Linked DNA regions of Homo sapiens: region 2 is linked to region 1. Evidence: chromatin loops called from intact Hi-C (ENCODE). Cell type or tissue: dorsolateral prefrontal cortex. All regions are shown on one strand. Links, peaks and the distances in the headings refer to the core of each region. The heading gives the core; the rest is flanking DNA. Region 1 overlaps SPATA19 (spermatogenesis associated 19). Region 2 overlaps OPCML (opioid binding protein/cell adhesion molecule like).

The links. Peaks named below come from ENCODE experiments on the same cell type or tissue, not always from the same donor. Only the 100,000 strongest peaks of a DNase experiment are listed, where the experiment ranks them.
Region 2: a loop joins it to region 1, with 6 times the contacts of the local background. A loop is called at or near these places in 71 of 110 quality-filtered maps.

Annotation. Positions count from the first base shown.
Region 1 is chr11:133,828,084-133,840,653 of GRCh38, reverse strand. It overlaps SPATA19 (spermatogenesis associated 19), which reads left to right. Exons shown (of 7, transcript NM_174927.3): 7 at 1-23. Among named protein-coding and RNA genes, the nearest start is that of SPATA19, 11 kb to the left of the region's middle. In dorsolateral prefrontal cortex, for the core only: CTCF peaks have their summits at 5,288 (motif pointing right) and 9,165 (motif pointing right); DNase peaks (open chromatin) are centred at 5,313 and 8,348; H3K27ac peaks cover 1,303 bases.
Region 2 is chr11:133,128,539-133,141,108 of GRCh38, reverse strand. The region is part of intron 1 of OPCML (opioid binding protein/cell adhesion molecule like); the gene reads left to right. Among named protein-coding and RNA genes, the nearest start is that of OPCML-IT1, 230 kb to the left of the region's middle. RefSeq lists a silencer at 6,221-6,515. In dorsolateral prefrontal cortex, for the core only: CTCF peaks have their summits at 6,140 and 6,351 (motif pointing left); a DNase peak (open chromatin) is centred at 6,348; H3K27ac peaks cover 2,369 bases.

The DNA of each region.
Region 1 (12,570 bases), core at 1,601-9,600:
AAGAGATGTGCTGTTTAACAACCCGCCCTGTTGCTGGTTGGGGTGCTGTGCCATTCATTTGTCCATTCATCAGATGCTGAGTACCTCACAGGCCTGGCTCTGGGGACACATGACTTACAGCCTTGAGGGAGACAGACAGCAGCCGTTCCAGCAATGTGACAATGGCGATATTGGTGCTCCTGGAACATAAGAAGGAGTGCTCTGTGGCTGGGGCAGGGAGAACTTTTTGAGGGAAGTGTGCTGGTTTGTTTCAGACATTTATGTTATCTGCACTTATTCCTTCTCTAGCTCTCTTCCTTTTTAATGTAGATTTGAGTTTCTGCCCTATATCCTTTTCCTTCTCTTTGAAGAACTCCTTTTAAGGTTTCTTGCAAGGTAGCTGTACTAGTGACAATTTCCTTCAATTTTTGATGGTTGGAGAGTCTTTATTTGTCCTTCTTTTGAAAGGTAATTTTGCAAGATACGGAATTCTAGGCTGACAATCTTTTTTTCTTTCAACACTTAAATATTTTACTCCACTCTCATCTTGCTTGTACGGTAACCGAGGAGAAGCTGGATATAATTTCTATCCTTGTTCCTCTATAGATAAGGTGTTTTCCCTTTCAAGAAATTTTGTCTTTGATTTTCTGCAGTTTGAATGTGATATGACTAGGTATAGTTATTATTGTTATTATTATTATTATTTTTTGCATTTATCTTGCTTGGTGTTCTCTGAGATTCCAGGATCTGTTGTTTGGTGTCTGTCATTAATTTTGGAAAATTCTCAACTACTAATCAAACTCTTTTTTGCGGGTATTCTTCTCTCTTTTTATTCTCCTTCTTGTCTTCCCGTTACACATATGTGACACCTTTTGAGATTGTCCCACAGTTTTTGGAAAATGTTTCACTTTTTTCCACTCTTTTCTTTTTCTCTTTGTGTTTCAGTTTGGGTAGATTCTACTGACATTTCTTTTTTTTAAATTTTTTAATTATTATTACACTTTAAGTTTTAGGGTACATGTGCACAACTTGCAGGTTTGTTACATATGTATACATGTGCCATGTTGGTGTGCTGCACCCATTAACTCGTCATTTAACATTAAGTATATCTCCTAATGCTATCCCTCCCCCCTCCCCTACCCCACAACAGGCCCCGGATTGTGATGTTCCCCTTCCTGTGTCCATGTGTTCTCATTGTTCAATTCCCACCTATGAGTGAGGACATGCGGTGTTTGGTTTTTTGTCCTTGTGATAGTTTGCTGAGAAAGATGGTTTCCAGTTTCATCCATGTCCCTACAAAGGACATTAACTCATCATTTTTTATGGCTGCATAGTATTCCATGGTGGATATGTGCCTCATTTTCTTAATCCAGTCTATCATTGTTGGACATTTGGGTTGGTTGCAAGTCTTTGCTATTGTGAATAGTGCCGCAATAAACATACGTGTGCATGTGTCTTTATAGCAGCATGATTTATAATCCTTTGGGTATATACCCAGTAATGGGATGGCTGGGTCAAATGGTATTTCTAGTTCTAGATCCCTGAGGAATCGCCACGCTGACTTCCACAATGGTTGAACTAGTTCACAGTCCCACTAACAGTGTAAAAGTGTTCCTATTTCTCCACATCCTCTCCAGCACCTGTTGTTTCCTGACTTTTTAATGATCACCATTCTAACTGGTGTGAGATGGTATCCCATTGTGGTTTTGATTTGCATTTCTCCGATGGCCAGTGGTGATGAGCATTTTTTCATGTGTTTTTTGGCTGCATAAATGTCTTCTTTTGAGAAGTGTCTGTTCATATCCTTTGCCCACTTTTTGATGGGGTTGTTTGTTTTTTTCTTGTAAATTTGTTTAAGTTCACTGTAGACTGTGGATATTAGCCCTTTGTCAGATGAGTAGGTTGCGAAAATTTTCTCCCATTTTGTAGGTTGCCTGTTCACCCTGATGGTAGTTTCTTTTGCTGTGCAGAAGCTCTTTAGTTTAATTAGATCCCATTTGTCAATTTTGGCTTTTGTTGCCATTGCTTTTGGTGTTTTAGACATGAAGTCCTTGCCCATGCCTATGTCCTGAATGGTATTGCCTAGGTTTTCTTCTAGGGTTATTATGGTTTTAGATCTAACATGTAAGTCTTTAATCCATCTTGAATTGATTTTTGTATAAGGTGTAAGGAAGGGATCCAGTTTCAGCTTTCTACATATGGCTAGTCAGTTTTCACAGCACCATTTATTAAATAGGGAATCTTTTCCCCATTGCTTGTTTTTGTCTACTGACATTTCTTGAAACTCCAATTCTTTCCTCAGCCTTGTCCAGTCTACCAATGAGTCCTTCAAAGACATTCTTTATTCCTATATAGTGTTTTTGATTACTGGCATTTTCTTTAGACTTTTTTTCTTAGAGTTTCCATCTCTCTGTTTACATTACCCATCTGTTCTTGCGTGTTGTCCACTTTCCCCATTAGAGCCCTTAGCATATTTTTCATAGCTGTTTTAAATTCCCAGTCTAATAATTCCAACATATCTGACTGGTTTCTATACTTGCTTTGTCTCATAAAGCTATGTATATATATTTTTAGCAAGCTTTGTAATTATTTTGGGGAAAGCAGGACATGATTTATCAGGAAAAGGAGCTGCGGTAAATAGGCCATTAGTGTGAGGCTGTATGTTTACCTGGCTGGGAGGCTGTGTTTATGGTTTTGTAGCATGTCAGAGGTTAAGGTTTCCTCTGGCATCCTTGTCTTTGTCTTTCTTGTTGTCTTTGAGTGTCCCTAGAGGCTCCTTCTTAAATAGAGTCTGAGGTTTACAGTTATTTCTGCTGTAATCCCGTTATTATATAACCAGGGATTACATAATTATATAATAATTTAACACAATATGGGAAGCCTATATTGTGGTGATAAGTGCGTGGGAGGGGAAGTGTTCTATATTTGCAAGATTAGTTCTCAGTGTTTAGTGAGCCTTTCCCTCTGGGCTGTGACCTTTCTGTGTGATTCTCAGCTTCCCCCCTCATTGACCTTAGGAAAGACAGGAAGGCTAGAGGGGAGGGTCTGGAGTTGGGTATTCCCCTTCTCCCAGGCTGGCTTGGCCCTGGCAAAATAGTTTCCCTTGAGGGTGGGCTCTTGTTAAGGAGAACAGAATGCTCTGGACATATTTAAAAATGGCTACTTTCCCCTTCTCTTTTCATTGTGAGGAGCTAGTAGAGCTCCTAAAGGCAAAACTCATGAAAGTGTGGGGATCCCCCCAATGACTGGGCCCTGGACTTTTTAATAGTCAACATTGTCCACACTTAGCCTCCAGCAATTTGTCAGTTACAGTTTAGGTAGTTTAGGTTTTCCTGCCCAGCACTGTTTCCTGTGGAATTTTGTGTGCCTGGTCTTCTGTCCAGTAAGTTGTGAGTCTCTGTATCCAACTTTCTGCCTTTCCAGTCTTCAGGTCAGTGGTTTGCCTTCTGAGCTCAGTTCTCTGAGGGATTTAAGAAGAGTTGTTGATTTTCAATTTATTCAGTTCTTATTGTTAGGATGAGAGTGATGACTTCCAAGCTCTTTAAATATCAAACTAGAACCCGGAAGTCTTATTGAAGTATTTATTGAGTGTCCACGAGAATGACCACTGATGTTCGCTGAGCACTTTCTATATGCCTGGTCCTATCCAAGGACTTGAAATGTATCCAAGCACTAAGCCAAGCAGGCTTTGGCATAGATATTAGTATTATTATTAGAGAGGAGATAACACAACACGTAGGTTAAGTACCTTGACCAGAGTCACTTTGGTGACTGGAGAGTGCTAGAACCCCAGCCTGGCTTTCTTGACCACTTTGTTATGCTGTGTGTGCACCCCAGACCAGCCCTGGGAATACAGCAATAAATAAGACCCACCTGGTCCCTGCCCTGGTAGAACTTTCATTTTGATGAGGCAGATGAATTTTACACAAACTCATTAGTTGTGAGTCACAATTTTCATAACTACTTGAAAGGTGAAGTCTTACATATAATGGGAACTTGCCTTACTCAGAGAAGAGAACCTAGATTTCTATTTTAAAATCGTCATCCCCATTTTACAGATGAGGGACAGTCAGTCCAGAGAGGCTAAATAGCTTTCCTGATGTCATCCAGCCATGAAATGGCATAGCCAGAGTTTGAATCCAAATGGTCTCATGCCAGAGCCAGTGTCCTTAACCCCTGCCCTCTCCAGCAGAGCTGGGTGAAGGATCAATTCGGTTGTTGTTGGTGGTGAGCTTTACCTGCCAGACACTGCACAAGGAAGGGAGAGAGGCTAAGGTTCCTCCCCTGCCCCACTCTTCCTAGGGGCCAGGACACCTGGACTTTCTCTCCCCACCACCTTTCCCTCCCAGCCTCCCTTTGCCTGCATGCTCCAGTAAGGTAGGGCGAGGGAGTAGAGGATGAGTAGGAGGTAACCAGGCAGAGGGGCAGGAGAGCAGCCAGCCCTGGGCAGCAGCAAGTGAGAGGGCTCTGAGAGGGGAGAGAAGTCTGGCTTCATGGACACACCAAAAACCTATTCTGGCTAGATGGGAGAGAGGGAGTGAGAGGGGGCATGGGGGAGGCTGTCAAGAGGCCGGTTGGGCCATGTGGCAAGTGGAGACCTGGTTAAGGATCCTGCCTTATCCCAGCAGAGACAGGAAACAGGATGTGCAGGAATGTTAAAGCAGGAAGTGATTTTACACGTGGAGACAGGCTGTGCCAAAGGACGGCGGCAGAGAGCCCAGGAAGGATCCACTGGGCAGTGGCAGGTTCGTGTGAGATGGGAGCGGCGATCTGGCGATACATGGCTCCTGGAGTGGGGGAGAAGAAAGGTCCTGGGGGCACAGTTGGGGGATGGTGCTGCCATTAGCTCAGGTAGGTGGGCCTAAGTTGAGGAAATCAGTTCAACTTGGGTCCTGAGTCTGGGTCCCCATCAGATATCCCAGTGGTGATGGACACACAGGGCCTGGGTCCAGGGGAAGCTTGGAGAACACTGAAGGCAGAGAAGTGGCACAAGCCCAGGCTGCTGGAAAGGGGGTCCTGCCTGCTCGAGAATAGCTGCAGCCTGGATGTCAGCGGAGGAGAGGGGTGGAGAGGAGGTAAGCCGGCCTTCCTCAGAGCCCTGAGGGGGCTGTGCCCTTCCAAACGCTCACTCAGGTTTCTTGGGAAGGCAGGGAGCGGTGCTTGGCTTGCCAGAGCCCATGGTGCTGCTGCAGGGAGCACCTTTCTCTGAACTTAGTGGCCCTGGGAAGCAAGCAAAGGGAGGAAGCCCTCTCTCTCCACTATTGCAGCTGAGAAGCTGTTTCACTAGAAACCACCAGATGGTGACGTTTCCACACAAAAACCACATTTCCTGACGGTGACCTGGCCTTCCCTTTGAGTCAGCTCCTGCAGGCTGGGCCAGTAGAGATTTTAGCACCGTTTGGGAAGCCTCTGAAGATGGAGCACCTCTGAGTGTCTTCGTGTTGTTATGAATACAGTTCACATCCACCTGCCTGAACCACATAGCACCTATTCTTTCCAAGAACATTTGTGGAGCATTTATGCCCAGCACTGGGCCCGTGCTGTGTGAGGATACCCAGGTGAATGTTCTGTTATGTTCTCAAGGAGCTCAAATGGGTAGAAGGGCTGACTGCAAACAAATAATGAAATATTGTGTGAAAATAAGCCAAAAGGGTATAAATGGTAGAGCACAGAAGGGAGTGGTTTTCTCTGCTTGAGAGAAAAATTGTCAGCTGATTCCCAGAGGCAGTGATGCTTAAGCAGAGTTTTAGAGGCTTTCGCCAGGCTCTGACAACCAAGGAGAGGTCCTCCAGGCAAAGGGAAAGTCCAGTCCATGTCGCAAGGATGGAGGAGGGTTAGGGAACTGGGCCTGGCTGTCTGAATGTCTGGAATGCCGGTATGGTGGGTGGGGGTGTGGTGGGAGGAATGGCAGGAGAAGAGGCTGGGAGGTGGGTCAGGTGCTGAGAGGTGACAGGTGGGTGCAAAATAACCCCATGAAACTGGCAGAGGACCCGGGGGAGGAAGCATGGAAGAGCACCACGCTGGTCAGGTCTGGCTTCCCAGGGGAGAGAAGATGGGCCCAGGAAAAGAGGGGGAACACACGGCTTGCAGAAGGGGCTGGAGGGCAGCAGCCGGACAGGAATGGCTGAGTCACCCACAGGCTCCCACTGTCTGTCTCTCGCGCGCATCTGGAGTTTGGGGAGAGAGGGACCCATATTAGTATTATAGCCGCAGCTCCATCAAACCTAGGGTGGAAATGAAATCATTAAGTGGCTCAAATGGAGTTTTGTTCTGTGCATGATTAACCCCAGGAGGGGAGTTTGGGAACAAATATGCCTCCTCTACCTGTATTACAGGGGGACTGAGCTACGGTAAATTAAAAGAAAATCACTGGCAAATTTGGGACCAGTCAGCTGTGACCAAGCCATTTGTGTAGTTAAATGGAGCTGAAAGAACTAATCAAGGCTTTGTGGTCATGGATCCTTTGAGGGGAGAGGTGAGAGCTGGGGGTGGCAGGTGGGCGGGAAGCCAGTCCAGGAGGCCGCAGGTGGAGGTCTATCAAGGGACTGCTTGGTGGGGGTGGCAATGTGCGGTGCTGGCCTGTCTCTGTCTTGCAGGTCACTTCCTAATAGGACCTTGTTAATTCTGGACAGAGACAGGGGGGTCTCATGTGAGACAGACTCGTCCAGGCAGAGTCAAGCTCGGGAACACCAGAGAGACAGGGAGGGTGTGCCCACGTCCACCAGGGCAGGCGGCCTCCTGCGTGGGTCACTGCAGGGAGCAATGCGAGGTGCTGCTCCATGAACCGCACCCAGTGTTGTGAAGACCAAGCCACTGTCCTGGGGTGTCCACTGCGAGGTGGGGTGGGGCTCTGTCCCATCCCGAGAGGCGGAGTTTAGACACCCAGCCAAACCGGGACATGAAAACCGGGCGGGTGGTCTCCGATGCGGGAGAGGCTGCCTGGCGGGGGGCCAGCAGGGCAGGGGCAGGCGGAGGGCGGGGGTGCGCCGCGGGAAGGAGTGGAGCGGGCAGGGAGGCCCCGGGTTCCAGCGGGGCCTGAGACGCGCGATCAGGGCGCCGCGCGGCCGCGGAGTGGGGTGGCCCACGGGAGCCCAGACCCTCTCGGGGCTCAGCGGCCAGGGCGGGCGAGGCGCCCGCACCACCAGGCGACCGTGCGACGGCTTGCAGCGCTCGGCCACTGACCCACGTCATCCACGGGCCCGAGGGACCCCCGGCCCGACGCCCAGAGGCTTCTGCGGCTTCTCCCTTCGCGGGCCGGCCTGGGGAGGGCGCGGCACCACCCTGCCCTGAGGGACCGGGAACCTCGACCGGGGAGGCCACCCCGCCTCCGCCCGGCAGCCAGACGCAGTGTTCGACATGTTTTCCAATTACTTGGCAGGCTCCGCAGCGATGCTCGAAATTCATTTTCCATCCCGAGAGGGGAAAAACAAACGCAAGAGAAGGCAGCAGCTGCTCTCGGCGAGTTGGGAAACTTCGCCGCAACCAGCCGGAACCGGAGCGGGGCACCGGGCGGCTCGGGGTCCCCACCCCTTCCCCCACCCCCGCACCCCTGAACCCCCTACCCCGCGCCCCTCCCTCACCCCCGCACCCTCCATCCCCCTCCCCCTCCCCCTCCTCGCCCGCGAGGCTCCCCTGACTGTGGCCCCGGGCTCCTCCCGCCGCCCCTCCCCGCAGTCCCAGGCTCCTCTCCCAGCTCCTCCCCCCAGCCTCGCATCCCCCGCAGCCCCGCGTCCCCCTCCCAGCCCAGCGCCCGTCCCCGCTCGCTCCCGGAGCCACTGCCCTCCCCCGTCAGCCTCCTTCGAGCTTATTCTCTGGGCCTCTGGACCACAACAAGGTCCGCAGCCCGAAGGTCCCCAACCGGTGGGTTTGATCGCGGTGGGGAGGACAGGGCAGGACTTCGCGGGGCGGGCGGTGAGTGCAGAAAGTCCACACCCGCAGCTGCCCTCCCAGCCCTGTGGGCACGGCCGCTCTGCGAGGTCAGTCGCCCCCTTCTCTCCGCGGACCGTCGCGGCTGTTAGAATGCGCCTCCTCCTTTACTGCCGTTTCCCCATTGCCCCAGACACGGTGCGTGACATCGGTGCTCAGGAAATATTCGTGGAAGGAGTAAACGACTGGGTGGGCTTTCGCTGCTGTTTCTTAGCGCTCGCATCAGTTTTCTGCCTCCTCCGCCCTTCAGGGCCCTCGTTCTCTGTGTCTTCATAGGCACCTGTTCGTGGGCAGGCCTGGAGGTCCCGAAAATGAAGGCTGAGCGGGTCATGCAAGGGAAACCTGGTACGTGAGCAGGATTCCAGGGAAAAGGGCAGGTACAACAGTCTCTGCCTTATAAGCAGGTACAGCAGTCTCTGCCTTTTAAGGAGGAGGCGGGAAGGCTGAGTGAGCAGCTGCTTGTGGCGTGCTTTCAGCAAGGAAGATGTGCTTACCAGCAGCGTGTGTGCCCATGTGGGCTTCTGGGAGGCAGTGTAGCATAACTGCTAAGACGGCTTCCACCTTCGGATTGCCAGGCCTCGGACCCTGGCTTTACCATTTAGCGGCTGTGAGATTTTGAGCAAATGGCTTCACCTCTCTGTGCTTCTGTGTCCTGGAGTCCTGGTGAAGATCAAGTGAGATAGCATCTCGGTAGAGGGGGCATCACATGCCCGCCACTTGGTAGACCCTCAGTACAGGGTAGCTATGAGGATTCCTATACCCGGGAAGAGGCACCAGCCATAGCACAGCCCTTTCCAGCACCAATGACTGCTGGCTGTTAGTCTTCACGTTCATAAAACACTTTCCTAAGCCTTTTGTAATGTGAGTCGGTGATCTAGTCAGTCCAGAAGGAAATAGTCACTGCTCTCTAGGAGCTTATACTGGAAGGGAAAAGATTATGAGGGCCTCTAAAGATGTTGGGGAACCACAGACAAACATTTAGGAAAAATAAAAATATTAGGTGTGCATTTGGGAGCCGGTGTAGGAGGGGGTGTGCTGTCAGAGATTCATGTTTGGTCAACATGGGGGCTGCATATTTTCAAAGGAGAATCAGAGTCCTGGCTCTACGGGCTTCAAAGAGGGGCTCCCCTGAGGACCTGCTGGACCCAGGACTCCTGGCATTCTGAGGAGGGGGCTTCTTTGCGTCTTTGTGCCCCCTGAGGGAGGGCTCTCTGGGGCCTAGAATGGGAGGAGAGTGGTGTGGCATCCTGTGGCCAGCAGGTGATGCTGTTGATCTAGTGGTGCAGGTTGCCAGGTTCTGGATGGTGCCCTCCCACCCCCCACTCATGCCCCAGCTGCTGATTGCTCATTTTCCACTAAGTACCCTGTGCACAAGATACCAGAACACCCCCATTAGCTCCTGCAGCTAGCCCTGTGCTTGTTCTTCTGGTGGGGACAAGTTTCTCTACCCACCGTGGGCAGAACTGACTCCAGGATTTGGGAGTGAGCAGTGGACAGTAGACCTTCTATTCTATTCTGAGGGAAGAAGTGAGATTGGGCTGTGTTGCAGCGGGGACTGGTATTGACTTCTGGGGAAGTGGATTCACCTTGCCATGCCACAAAACCACAGTTTGTGCCTGCACACCCCTCGGGGCTTCTTCAGTCAGTTAGGATGTCTTGCAGGAGGGATGGAACAGGGGACCCTAAGGGCAGGGGTGGACAAAAGAAGGAGCAGCACCATGAATCAGAGTCCCAGAGCTGTGGAACCCCCTTTCGGGACCCAGGTCCTGCATCTACTTCCTCAAAGGCTGCAGCAAAGTGGAGCTTCTCCAACCTTCCTGGGTATGGGACTCCCTTCCAGGAGGTACTTATTAAAGATCCTCAGGCCAGGGTCTAGATACACAAGGATAAAGCATGCTGTTTTTCTCAGTGGAAGAGAACTTGGCAACTCCACGATCAGCACCAGGAGAACATTCTGCTTACTTCAGCTGCCCTTCACCTGGTCTTTGGAACATCTTTTGCTAATTATACTTGTGGCCACCCCCAGGTGTTCTGCCTTGCTTTGGTCCAGGAGAGTTAACAAAAAGGAGAGAAACAGAGAGACACAAGTTATAAACAATTTGGTTGAGCAGGTAGCGGGTAATCTCACCCAACTTGAGCCCATTAAGCACCCCCTGCCCCTGGTCCTGGATCCCTTGGCTTTAATCTAACCTTCTTTCTGAAGGGGTTGGTCCTGCATTCTACAGGGAAGAGACCCAACCAGCAGCATGGGTGTAGTCTTTCCCTGAGCCTCACAGGACAATGTCACCACTCATATTGCAGAAACGTGCACGCAGGGTGTGTGTGCCTTTGCACGTGTGCACACACTTTACTCCACTGGGCCTCAAGGTCAAATGATGCCTTATAAAATGAAAGAAAAGGGTGCTTTTCTTTGAATTTGCACCATTTGGCCCCCTTTCTCAGGGCCTGTGGCCAACAGTCTAGGGAGTCATGTGGGCCACGGGAGGAGAAAGCAATGGGGGCCACAGGACCGTGTCCGTGCCGCCATGCCTTTGCTGAGCTGTGTGGCAATGCTTACGTCACTTGACTTCTCTAGACATGGCGTTTTTCCATCTGCGAGTTAATAATGTCCTTCTCTCAGTGTTGGTATTAGGTGAGGCACTGCATGCAAATCCTCAGCACCATCTCTGGGCAGAACTGGTGGTCATTCATGTTATCTATGCCTCCATCCCCTGCTGCACCCCTTTTCTCCAAAGAGAAGAGGCGAGTTATTCAGTGTGTCCAGCTTACCCCTCTAGAAAATGGGACAGTTAGAGCCCCTCACCACCCAGAGTTGGTTTGAGCCAAAATTGTTGGGAGGAACTGGAGTTGGGAAGGGTGTTATGGTTTGATACTTTCATTGCCTCCTGCCTCGGGGTCTGGCCAAGACCATGGTGTTAGACTGTTCTTTGTCCAGTCCTCTGAGGCCTGCCTGTTCTCCCATCCTCAGGTTGGGTTTGTGCCACGGATCCCAGATGGGCTGACCTTGGGAACCACCCAGTGCCTGGCATATAGTAGACACTCAATAAATTGTGTTGAGTCATTAAACCTTGGATTGGCTGTGTGGCCTTGGACAAGCCCATTCATGTTTCTAAGCTCACAGGTGAAATGGGAATGATAATAACACCTGCATGGCAGGGACAGAGCAGTTGCACACAGAGCTTCTAACAGTGTTCTGCACGTTTGTTAAGTGCCTCAATAAATGCTGCCGAGATCAGTACAACACCGGAGGGATCGTAGCTCTTTCTTCACTCCTACTCTTGGGGGAATGTTTTAAAATAGAAAAACTGTTTCCATCGAGACATCCACCACCCAGAGCTTTGAAGGAGCAGGGAGAAGACTCAGAATGAATGTTGCCAATGAACAAACTTAAATTCCTGATGGGCAGAAATGTATCATTTCCTTTCCGCAACAGGAGAGGGAAAGTGACAGTGCAGGCAGCAGCTGCCTCCCTGCCAAGCCTCTGAATCTGAGACCCCTCCCAGTTCCAACCCCAGGAGCCTCAAGGGTTTGCACGGGTAAGTTGGGTTTGGAATACAAACATACTCCTGTCCTCAGTAAGCCACCAATGTGCAGGGATTGGATGCATGGAATTCTCTTCAGGCCATACTCCATAGAGTTATTTTAGATGACGAGATGACATCTCCGAGTTCACCTAATCCATCCCAGACAGATGAGGCCTATGCTTCTGAAACAGTCTGTGGGTCCTGCCCCGTGGCCTCCTTCTTCTTCCTAGGCTCCAAGTCTTCAGCTGTTCAGGCGGGAATGCCATTCCACATGCCTTTTCTCAGTCAACTCAAATGCCACATCCTCTGTGAAATGTGTCCTCTTTTTTCCTGGCCTCCAGCTCTCCACCAAGATTAAGTTCTTCTCACTGTCTATATATTAAGACGTCTCACTGTCTATATATTTAGCATAGTTTCTTTTTATATTATGTTTAAAAATAGTTCCCCCTTCTTCCCTGCCTCCCCACTCTCCTCCGCCAGCCATTTATGGGCCTGTCAGGCTCACTGCATTGTAAGATGCTTTAGGGCAAGATTTGGGTCTTGTCCATCTTCATGGTCTCAATAGAGGTTGAACTGATTCAATGTAGCCCGAACCACCCCACTAAAAAGCCAACCGATTTGCATGTTATGTTTTCAGACCCAGGCTAATGTGACACCCTACCTGCATTCCTAATCCTTCCATCCTTCCATGAACCTTCCCTTCCACCTCCTCTCCTCCCTCTCTCTGTCTTTCATGTCTCTCTCTGTTTCTGTCTCTCTTGATGCTATCTCTCCATCTATTTCTCTCTCTACCTGTCTGCCATCCACAGGTCTCACCCTCAGCATCATAATCCCCATGAGTGGGCTTGCTCCAGTCGCAAACAGTGTGTGTCGTTCCCTGGATGGAATTCTGTCATGGCTGTGAGACAGGTCCTCTGAGTGAACCCTGGCCATAGAAAGTATCTCTTGAAAGATCACTGTGGTGACCGTTCCTGTAGTAATCAATAGCCTCAGGATGGAGCTTTTGGAGTTGTGGTGTATGCTTAGGACTGAACACAAAGGCCTTTCCAGGGGGCATGAAAACCAAGAGGAAGACCAGCAAGAGTAGCTTTGCAAGATCTCCTTCCCCGTGTGGTACTCTCTGTCTCTCTCTCTCTCTCAT
Region 2 (12,570 bases), core at 2,455-10,454, 700 kb after region 1:
TGCTTCTTCTTCTCCTTCTTCTTCTTCTTCTTCTTCTTCTTCTTCTTCTTCTTCTTCTTCGTCGTCGTCGTCGTCGTCGTCGTCGTCGTCGTCGTCGTCGTCGTCGTCGTCTTCTTCTTCTTCTTCTTCTTCTTCTTCTTCTTCTTCTTCTTCTTCTTCGTCGTCTTCTTCTTCTTCGTCGTCGTCGTCTTCTTCTTCTTCGTCGTCGTCGTCTTCGTCGTCGTCGTCGTCTTCTTCGTCGTCGTCGTCTTCTTCGTCGTCGTCGTCGTCTTCTTCGTCGTCGTCTTCTTCTTCGTCGTCGTCTTCTTCTTCTTCTTCTTCGTCGTCTTCTTCTTCTTCTTCTTCGTCGTCTTCTTCTTCCTCGTCGTCGTCGTCGTCGTCGTCTTCCGTCTTCGTCTTCCGTCTTCTTCTTCCGTCTTCCATCTTTCTTCTTTCTTCTTTTCTTCTTTTCTTCCTCTTCCTCTTCCTCCTCTTCCTCCTCTTCCTCTTCCTCTTCTTCTCTTTCTTCTTTCTTCTTTCTTTTTTCTTCTTTCTTCTTCTTCTTCTTCTTCTTCTTCTTCTTCTTCTTCTTCTTCTTATTATTATTATTATTATTTTGAGACAGAGTCTCTTGTCACCCAGGCTGGAGTGCAGTGGTGCAATCTCGGCTCACTGCAACCTCTGCCTCCCAGATTCAAGCGATTCTTCTGCCTCAGCCTCCCAAGTAGCTGGGATTACAGGTGCCCGCTGCCACACCCTGCTAATTTTTGTATTTTTTTTAGTAGAGATGGCATTTCACCACATTGGCTAGGCTGGTCTTGAACTCCTGACCTCAGGTGATCTGCCCGCCTCAGCCTCCCAAAGTGCTGGGATTACAGGCGTAAGCCACCGCGTCCAGCCTATCAGTATTATTATTATTATTATTATTATTATTATTATTATTGAGACGGAGTCTCACTCTGTCGCCCAGGCTGTAGTGCAGTGGTGCGATCTCGGCTCACTGCAACCTCTGCCTCCCGGGTTCAAGTGATTCTCCTGCTTCAGCCTCCCCAGTAGCTGGGACTACAGGTGTGCGCCACTACGCCTAGCAAATTTTTGTATTTTTAGTTGAGATGGGGTTTCACCATATAGACCAGGCTGGTCTCGAACTCCTGACCTCAGGTGATTCGCCCATCTTGGCCTCCCAAAGTGCTAGGATTACAGGAGTGAGCCACCGCGCCTGGCCTCAACTCTATTTTTTCCTGCTTTTCCTCTTCTCGTTAAGACTCCCTAGTCACCTCAGGAAAATTACATTTGTTCTCTTTTATTTCCATTTGTGAGGGGAAAATATAAAAGTCTAATCATGACTGATCCGAATGGGAAGTGCTGGAGTCATATGCCTACTGGAGAAAAACTCAAGCCCCGCATTCATATGTAAAATTAGACATGGCCCAACAAAGGTGATATTCCCTGTTCCCATAGCTCCTAAATCATCAGCCACTCCCACTAAAGAATATCAGTCCAATCTGCCTCATTTCTTCTAATTACTCCTTCCCATTTCTAAGTGTCAGAACCCCAATAAAAACAAAGCAATTTATTTAGATCTAAATATTCAATAAATGTATCCTTAGTGCTTTCTCTGGAACAGCAGATGATCTGAAGGCAGGCAGATTGGATTCAAATTCCAGTTTCACCACTTATTAACTATTTAGCACTGGGCAACCTCTCTGAGTCTCGGTTTTTTCACCTGTAAAGTGGGGATAGTAATAGAGCTTACAGGAAGGTTAATGTGAGGATTACATTAATTAAGATATGTAAACACTTAGAATGGTTTCTGGTGCACAGTAAGCCCTGTAAAAGTGCTAGCAACGATTATTGTTTTGCTGTGCAAAGAGGTATTTAATGTAGTTTCTACCCTCAGTGAACTCATAGAAGGGAGGCTGATTTATATAGTTCAATTGTTCTCACATTTTGCTTAATTATTAGTGTAGCAGCACCATAATAAGTGCATTTCAGTCACATTACGTGTTAGATTACTTTTGTGGGCTCGTGGAGGCACCCTGACAATCATTTATGGCATATCTGGAAAAATGTATGCTAAGCTCCATATAGTCAACAAATACTTTGAAATACACTCTGTTCTAATTTGGGAAACTTAACTTGTACTTAGTATTTTAGTATTCTAAGTCTGTTCATTCAGCTGGGTAGGAGGTTCATGTCAATGAAAGACCCTCTTTCTAGGTTTATGAATGGAGAATAGACTTGCTGATCATTCAAGCATTCCGGGCAATGCTTAGGAGCTCAGTAAAGGCAGGTTCATTATGTAGGCATCTCTATGAATGCCTACTCTTGGAGAAGACCTGAGTGAGACCATCTGAGGGTCTTAGAGAGGGTTCGCTCTAAGACGCAGCTTTGGAACCAGTAAAATCTACAGCATCTACCAGGAGTGGGGTGGGAGATGTTCCCTTCATCTGTGGGAGGAGGGCCTTCCTTTTAGGCATAAATGGGATTTGGTAGTCCAAGAGGATAATGGGAATGGCTATGGAAGGCATGTTCATTACCATGGATTTACAAACAGGAAATTAAGCAGATTGTCCTATTTTCAGGTGAAGAAACTTGATTTTGAGAGGTTAGGAAATTTGCTCCAAATCAGAGGTAGATACTGGCTGTCTAGCCACCATAGAGGAGATCTATATATGGAGGAGGAGGGCAATAGGTTTCTACGTATGCTCCTTTCCCCATATGGTTACCTTGATTGAACAGAGGTACCCCTTGTCTTAATCCGTTTAGTGTTGCTGTAACAGATTAGCTGAGGCTGGGAAATTTAAAAGCAAAAGACGTTTAGCCCACAATTCTGGCGGCTGGAAAGTCCAAGAATATGGCACTGGCATCTGTTTGGCTTCTGGTGAAGGTCATACACTGCGTCAAGACATGGCAGAGAAGCAGAGTAGTGAGTGGGTGTGTGCAAAGAGACCAAACATGGGGAGGAACCACCCACTCTTTCTGGAACTAATTCAGTCCCATGAGAGTGAGAACTCGCTTTCAAGAAAGCATTAATCTATTCATGAGGAATCCACCCCCAGGACCCAAACACCTCCCACCGGGCCCCACTTTCCAACACTGCCACATTGGGAATCAAATTTTAACCTGAGTGTTGATGGGGGTAAAGCACATTCAAACCATAGCAGCTACCTTCCTAAAAGAACTCTTGAAAAAGGAACCTGTATTTTAGCTTCTTGGTGCATGTAATTTGCTGTTTGCAAACCTCTCTAGACTGTTCACACTTTCACTGGATGTCGATTTTTCCTGACATGCTTAAGAGCTCCTGATGTTGCTAGGAAGTGCAATTTGCTGCTAAAGTGTGAAACTTCTCCCTAAATGGAAAGGGGAGGAATATGAAACAATGACAACCTTTAGGTTCTTTTTCCCAGGAAGGACATAAAATGTTAACTTGAATTGAGCCTCCCTCTTGATCAGGACCTTGGCCTGTCTCAGGCGACCTTGATATTCAAAGTGGGTTTATAGGAGCAGAATAACATGATGATACACCAAACTCAATTTTATGGATCCTAAAGATATCAGAAGCAATATGGCCAGCATGATATTGACTCTTACTGAAGTACCTAATGCATGAGAGATATCTGGAACTCCTTGACATTCCTTCTGTGCTATGAGTCAGTCCTCTATTTAAAACAAGCAAACAGACACATGGCAAGTAATATCAACATCTTTAGAAGAAAAGTGTTGTATCCACATTGTTTCTCTCTGTGCCTAAGTAAAACCGCAGAAAAGTAAAAATCTCCATTTTAAGTAGAGTTAAAATATAAATAAGCAAATATAAGAACAGGATTTACACACAAATCTCCAAAGATCATTCACCAGCCTTCCAAAAGAGTGAATGCAGGAGTAAGGCAGAATAGTTGTTCACTTGAAATCATTAATAAAAACACACACTTAGAAGAGTTTTTCAAGAGAGGCTCAGCCAAATGCTCTGTAAAAATGCCCCCCACTTCCCAGAACCTTTCCACAAGTACCCAGAGCTTCCTGTTGTTAAATAGGAGCTAAACCAGCGATGAGAAAACCATCCTTCACGTTAATGGTCCTTTTGGCCTTTTTCTTCCTGCAAATATGCAAATTCTTTTGAGGGCATCCGTCATAACCATTTTTTCAAAATAATTTATTTTTTAAGGTAGACTTCTGATGACCATTCCTTTCTATAGAAAAATAATATTCCCTAAAATACCCCCATGAAACACATTAAAACCCCTTCCCCAACACACACACACACACACACACACACACACACACACACACACACACACGTGCACATAGAAACTGCAGTGGTATTTCCTTAACTAACAAAGCCCAACATTTTAGGTTCTTCGAAATCGAGCCACATCCTAAATTTCCAATCTTACTTCCAATGTAGCATTTCTTGCTCCACCTGCTCACTCCCGTATTCTCTCTCTCTTTCCCTCTCTCTATTCCCCACCCTTTCTCCTTTTCCCTATTCTCTCAGTCTTTCCAGCCTGAATGCCTGATTCCAGGAGCGCCTCTTCCTGGAATGCCCTTCCTCCCACCTCTGCCTCTTGTAAGCCAACCCAGCCCATTAGGAAGCAGCTCTATTTTTAGTGTTAGATGCTTCCAAGACACTTTCTGCTCCTGGTGTGCTACAAAGGCTTCAGTATTGATCTGGAAGCTGCTTTCTGGAGCCTTGATCCCAGTCTGTCTCTGCAGTGCTTGCAAACTCCATCTTCTAGAAAGTGGGGAAAAAAGTTGGGGCTCTGCACTAAAAGCTCCTTCTGCTTTGTTTGAGGGTGGGTTTGAGTTTGGCAGCAGAGGCATAGACACCACAGTCAAAAGCTTTATTCCCACTCTTCCATTGCTGTATTTCTCTTCATGCATATCATTCCAAACTCTTACTCCTCTATCTTGACTCATAAGAGCCCTTCTTCACAAATAGAAACCTAAATGGGTTTTACTGTATGCATTATTAATTTTTCTTAGGTGTCTCCTACTCTCAGTCTCAAACACTACATCCCTGAGCATCTGCAAATGCCAGTAATGAGTTTCTCATAGTAAATAGCTAGATTCTTAGGTCTTTTGAATAAATATGGGTGAAGAACGAACTATCAGAATGAGTCTGTGAAGGGTAATATGGTATTTCTTGGTCAATATTGCTTTTTTGTCCCACAGTGGAGTTCTGCCGCTGTTACATATGGCAACTTTCCAACTTGGGTAATTACATTCTGCTTACCTCTTGTTTCTCTTGTGGTTCCAAGATAACTTATCCTTCATGTCCTTTCCTAAATAAAATAAAGAAGCCTACTTTTGGTTCCGCTATTTGCGGAGACAACTGAGGTAGAGAGAGGTAGCAGAGTGGAAAAAGGACGCTACTTTGAGGATCCTGCACATAGACACTCCAACGCATTCTAGTGGGAATGTTAACTCCATAGAGCCTCAGTCTTCGCATCTGTATTTTGGGAGTCTTCTGCCCTACTCTAAATTGTTATGGAGATTACACAGAATATTACAATGAAAAGGACTTTTAAAAGTACTATAAATATCTATGGGAGATTGTTGGTCGCCCACACAGAAAATTCAACTGGGTAGGGACAGGTTTAGCAGAGCATTTCCTAAGAGAGGAAACCCTCCTATCTCAAAAACAAAACCCAGTCTGTCCCAACAGTTAAAAAAAAAAAAAAAAAAACCTATGGAGGGCAAAGAATAGGAATCAACACACCCACCTCTTGCACAGGAAAGAGGCAAAGCTGTTGAAGGAGAAACAGGACAGAAACAGGAGTCAAAGGGTGTGATTCTGGTAGAACCTCAACAGTTAACTAGCCAATCACATGCTAATCATAAGGCTAGTGTGCCGTCTTAAATTCCTCAGTAACAGGCAGGGATCACTAACGCTTCAGCTGTTATTTATTGTTATGAATATTGTTGTGAAGATCACAAGAGATAATATACCATCAAATGAGAGGCCCATGCGTTGTTAATTAACCAAACTGGAGTGCCAGCCAAAGCAAGATATGCTAACCAGGGAGAAAAATGCCTTTCAGAGCAGTTTTTCCAGAAATTTCCTTTTAGTGATTGTACAATTCAGTGCTCTTGATTCTAAAATGAATATGAGGCTGTTTTCAAGAAAGAAAGGGAATCAGTGTGTGTAAAATGTGCACTAGAACAATATCCAGGAAATGAAGAGGAGGAGAGTCTGGGAATGGAAAAAATACTCCAGAAAATACAAGTAAAAGAAAGTGGCTGTAATTATGCACAACAGCTCTGAGCCAAGGAACCTTACTGGTGTTTCCTGCTGCCTTGTAGCTGGGGTGCAGGGAGCTCTCTGCGCCCTCCTGGCATGAATGACTTTGGGTGCAGGGAGAACAGCACCACCTGGTGGTCGTAGCAGGATGGTGGCTCATCTCGCTTGATGTGGGCTGGGCTCCTTTGCAGGGTTCACGCAAGAGTTCCCTTGGAGCAAGGAAGACAGCGGACAAGACCTGGAGCAAGTCGAGGATATTTCAGGAGGAGAGCCCATGGCCGAGGCGACGCAGCAGGAAGAGAGGGCCAAGAGTCATCCCCCAAGGGGTGACTGCCCAGTTCCCCTTTCTCTCCTGCCTCCACTGCCCTGGAAACAAGAGCACAGGGGCCATATGCAGCTCACTCACCCACCTAAGACTCTGAGGAAGGCCTTTCCGAAGAAATGGAAGGACTGTGGCTCAGGACAGAGGTGCCTCAGTCCCTGGGACTTCCAGTGTTTGGGAGGAAAGACCTTGCACCACTGAAGAACTCCCTTCTATTATTCTATGTGGATTTCATTTTGTAGATGCTCAAATCACTCGGAGCACCTTTCCCTAGTTAAGTCTGCAAGTGGGGAAGTGAAGCAGGTTTTGTGGTGCTGGTCATGTGAGCAGGAAAGGGGCATGGGATGGAAGGCCTGGGAATGTCTTATTAATAGTTAAGTGGACAAGGCTGATAATGGGATATCTTTTTATTGGCCCCACAGGTAAGTTATAATACACAAGCTTGCAGGCAGCTCCTGTGATTTGCATTGATACAATTCAGGCTGAGGTTTTCATTATGTGGCAGGGATGATACAGGAGCCTGTATTATCAAAGGCAGCTGAAAGGAGTTCAGGAGCGATCTCATATTCTGTGTATGCGTATTCATTAATGGTTAGTAAGGTGCTTTGTCCCGTGTGATATTGGATGTTTCATGTTGAATCATTAACAACTTGAACAGCTTTATACATATGTCTTATTGATGTGTAAAGTCATTGCAACCTAGGCTTTTTCCCCCCCGAATGAATGAGTTCTGCTTTACTTGGGCTTATGCAAAAAGCCTAGTGACATTTTCACTGAGCACAGGCAACTCGTGGATGGGAAAGGGGCTGGCAAGGCAAACCCCAGGAAGCTGGCAGTCTGGTGTAAGAGACACAGGGATGGTTGGTTTTTAAAGAAACAGCATGGCAGCAGGGGATGTTATTAATCAAAGGGAGGGTGGATTCTGTAGTTGCTGCTCAAGGGAAAGAGAGGGGAGCTACTACACTTCCTGGGGGATGGCATAAGGGACACGTTTTCCGAGGGTGATCAGGGGTTCTTCTGGAAAGGGGATGGGGAGAACGGGCTGCCTGTGTTGCCCAGGGGGCAAGGAGAGGAGAGTAAATGATGAGCAGCCCGAAGGTGAGGGAAGGGCTGCATGAGGTAGGCAAGAGAAGATGCCAGAAGATGGAAGAAACGAAAATGTTTAGCAGCTGACAGTAAGAAAATGTGGAGGCTAAAAACAAAGGAGCCAAGGCAGCTTTTCCTGGCTGGAGATGGGAAGAATAAATGGGATCAGAGTTAGAAACCAATTATCTCTGATTGCACAATCAGGACACTGCTTCCGAACCAGACTCCAGCCGCCCTGCCACCCAGGGGCCTGAGGCCACCTAAGGATGATGTCAGATCTCAGGAACTGTTGCATCTGATTCCACTTCAGCCCTGATTATCATTAGGCAACATTTGGAGGCCATGCCTTCTGAGTCCTAACAAAGCAGAGAATTTTCAGGCTGTGTGGGACCTACTTTGCAGGCAGAATTTTAATTTCTGAGTTATTAGACACCAAACAACCTGAAATAAGCTTTCTGGTTTCTCTGACGTTGGTTCTAAGCCCTCACAGAGCTTCCTGAAAAGTTCAGGACTTCATGCCAGCCCTAACGCCACTGGCCAGTCTACCGACCACCCATCTCCATATCTTTGGGCCCTGAGTATCTTTGTGGACTTTGTCCCCCAAGTTTTTTTTTTTTTTTGCTTCCCTTTGTGATCCCAGGAAAATACTGATCGCTTCTATCACAGTGGATGAGTTGCATTTTCTATTTTTTGTGTAAATAGAATTATAGAGAATGTACTCTTGTTTTTTCTGGCTCCTTTTCACTCAACGTAAGTATTTTGAGATTCAGCCAAATGTGTGTATCAATATGTCCTTTCTTTTCATTGCTGATTAGTATTCCATTGTATCGGTGCACCACAGTTTGGTTGGCCATTCAGCTGTTGGTCAACATTTGGGATGCTACCAATTTGCAGCTATCATAAAGTTGATATGAATATTAGCGTATACCTTCATTTATCTTGGGTACATGCCTAAAAGAGGAATGGCTGGCTCATATAATAGGTGTGCTTCACTCTTCAAGAAACTGTCACACTATTTTCCAAAGTAGTTGTATCATTTTACATTCTGACCAGCAGTGTATGAGAGGACAGAGTCCTCCATATCCTCACCAGCACCAGGTATAATCAGTCTTTTTAATTGTAGCTGTTTGAATAGTGTTGTAGTGGCTTGTCATTGCAGTCTTAATTTGCATTTCCCTGATAACTCACGATGTCAGGCATCTGTTCATGGGCTTATTATCCAGTGGTGTATCTTCTTTGGTGAAGTGTTTTTCAAATCATCTGCCAATGTTTTAATTGGGCTGGTATTTCTTAGCGTTAAATTATGAGAGTTTCTGTGTATTCTGTCTACAAGTTCTTTATTAGCTGTATGATTTGAAAACACTTTCAGTGGTATTTGTCTTTTAGTTTTCTATACAATGTCTTTCAAAAAAATTTTTAATTTTGATGAAGTCCAACTGTCACTTTGTTGTTTTATGAAAGTTTCTAAAAGTTTTACAGCGTTATATTTTACATATAGGTCCATAATCCATTTTAAGTTAATTTTTGTATATGGTATAAAATATGGATTGAAGTCCATTATTTTGCATATGGATATGCAATTTTTCCAGCACCATTTGTTTAAAGGACTATTTTTTCTCCACTGAATTGCTTTAACACATTTGTCAAAAACCAGTTGTCCATATAAAGACAAAAAGAACATACAATTAGACATCTGGGCTCTGTGAGGTTCAAACATGTTAAGACAGCACTTGAAATTTTAGGTCTTAAATATATGCAAACATTCATGGGCAGGTTTTTATGTGGACATAAGTATTTAACTCATTTAGGTAAATACCTAAGGGTGTTATTGCTATATCATAGAGTAAGCCTATGTTTAACTTTGTAAGAAACTGCACACTGTCTTCAAAATTGTCTGCATCATTTTACATTTCCACCAGCAATGATTGAGAGTTCCTGTTGCTTCACATCCTTGTCAACATTTGGGGTTGTCACTATTTTTAATTGTAGTAAATTTTAATGGTCTGTAGTGGGAGATCATAGTTGTTTTAACTTGTCATTCTCTGATGACATATGATGTTGAACTTTTTAAAATAATTTTCTCCTATGTTATACTCTAGAAGTTGTGCTGTTTTGCTTTTTACATTTAAATTTATGGTCCATTTTGATTTAATTTTGGGGAAAGACGTAAGGTCTGTGACTTACATCATTTTGGCTGCTGTAAAAACATACTATAGTCTGGGTAGATTATAAACAACTGTAGGAAATAGACATTTATTTCCTACAGTTCTGGAGTATGGGAAGTCCAAGATCAAAACACACATTTAGTGTCTGCTGAAAGCCTGCTTCCTGGTTCACAGACAGCCATCTTTTGCTCTGTCCTTGCATGGTGGGAGGTACAAAAGCCCTCTCTAGGGTCCCTTGTGTAAGGACACTAATCCCGTTCATGAGGCCTTTGCTCTCATGACCTATTCCCCACCCCAAATTCCCACCTCCAAATATCATCACACTGGGAATTAGGTTTCAACATAGATATTTTGGCAGAGGCAGTGAGGGAGTGACATTAATATTCAGCCTACAGTGGTCTATGTCTAGATTCATTTTTTTTTTGCATGTGGATATTGAATTATTCCAGCACTATTTGTTGAAAAGCCTATCTGTTCTTAATTAAATTTCTTTAGCTCCTTTGTCAAAATTTAGTTGACTATGTTTGTGTGGATCTATTTCCAAGCCCCCTGTGCTGTTACATTGATCCGTTTGTCTGTTCCTTCGCTAATAACACACTGTCTGGATCACTGTAGCTTTGTATGTCTTGAATTTGGATAGTACCAGTTCTCTTACTTTGTTCTTCTTTAATATTGTATTGGTTATTTGGGGGTCTTTGTGTTTCCATTAAAGAATTTAGAGTCTTAAGTCATCATAGTAATGTTTTAATAATATTGTCTTTCTATCTATGAACACGAAATATCAATTTATTTAGGTCTTTGATTTCTTTTATCAGAATTTGTAGTTTTTCTCAAATAGATCTTGTGCATATTATGTTAGATTTATATCTAAGTATTTCAATATTTTGGTGCTAATGTAAATGAAAAAAATGTTTGGCCAATATTTCTAAAAACATTTTTTATGTTCCTTTCTCCTTTCCTATAGCAACTCAATTTACATGTATATTTGGCCTCTTGAAGTTATCTCACAGATCATTAATGTTCCACACATTTTCTTTTATCATATATTTTCTTCTATGCTTCATTTTCAGTAGTTTTTATTGTTGTGTATTTGAGTTCAGTATTTTCTTCTTCATTGTCTAATCTGTCATTATTCTTATCTAGTATTTTCTTTATCTCACACATTGTAGCTTTTTATTTCTGGAAGTATGGCTTAGATGATTGTTTGCTCATTTTTCATGTCTCTGCTTAACTATTTGAACGTATGGAATACAGTTATAATAACTGTTTTAGTATCCTTGGTTACTAATTCTAATATCTATACATAATTTGTGTCAATTCTTGCTTTTTTTAATTGACTGATTTTTTCAATATGAATCATATTTTACTGCTTCTTTATTTTTATTTATGTATTTATTTTATTTTAGAGATAAGTTCTTGCTTTGTCATTCTGACTGGAGTGCAATAGTGTGATCATGGCTCACAACAGCCTCAAACTCCTGTGTTCAAGTTACCTTCCTGCTTCAGCCTCCCAAGTAGCTGAGGCTACAGGCATGTGCCATGACACACACAGCTTTTTATTATTATTATTGTTGTAGAGATGGGTTCTTGCTATGTTGCCCAGGTTGGTCTCACACTCCTGGCCTCAAGCAGTCCTCCCACCTCAGCCTCTCAAAATGCTGGAATTATAAGTGTGAGACACCACACCCAGTCCTTGCTTCTTTACATGCCTGATACTTTTTAAACTAAATGCCAGGCATGGGGAATTGTATCTTGTTGTGCACAAGATATTTCTATTTTTCTATAAGTATTATTGACCTTTGTCCTGGGATACATTTGAATTACAAGAAAATAATTTCATCCATTTGGGTTTTGCCTCTGAAATGTGTTAGGCAGAACTTAGGACTAATCCCTCCTTACTGAAAATCTTTCGGTGTACTCTACCCAATATCCGGTGCATTACACGGCTTTCCTGCGTGGTGGCTAGGAGCAAGCACTCTTCTTGGCCCTGTGTGCTGCTACTACTAACCCTCTCCCCTGCCTTGGGTAGTTCCCTTACGTGCATGGTCTGATCTGTACTCAACTGAGTACTTGGGAGGAGTTCTTTGTAGATCTCTGAAGCTCTCTCTCTGTGTAGCTAACTCTCTCCTCTCTAGCACTCCATTCTGGAAACTCCAGCTGCTTTGATCTCCCCCAGACTCTCAACTTCATCTCTTCAACTCAGAGAGTCTTTCAGTTCCCACCTGTTTCCCCTTCCCCTGTGTAAACTCTTAAGGCAATGAGTTGTCACAACTGTGGGTTTACTTTGTTTTCCAGCTCTCGCGGACCTCTGTCTCATCACCTGATGTTCAGGGCCTCGAAGATGATTGCTGTAGATATTCTGTGTGTTTTTTTATTGTTTCAGGTAGGAGGGCAAAACTGGTCCCTGTTACTGCACTTTGGCCAGAAGCAGAAGCCCGGGCTACAGAGAGGGCTTCCTGGGGTCCTCATGAGAGCTTCATTTTGACTGGCATTTCTTCTCCACTCTCTTGGTCACAGTAACAGCTCTCCCTCTCCTGGTGTCAATGAAAAGCTCGTTGTAAAGATGCAGCTTTTCTCAGGAGCAACACTGACAGGCCTGGGAATCTGTATCTTTTCCACCCTGGAGTTCACAGTCAGTAGACAAAGAGCTCCCATCCATGAGAAGGCTGCTTACGCCAAGCTATGGCATCTGAGGCTCCTTCGGAGACTCACGCTTCTTCTGAGATACCTCCAGGGGTCCTCTCCACTGGCAGGGACTACACCGTTTGAAAGTC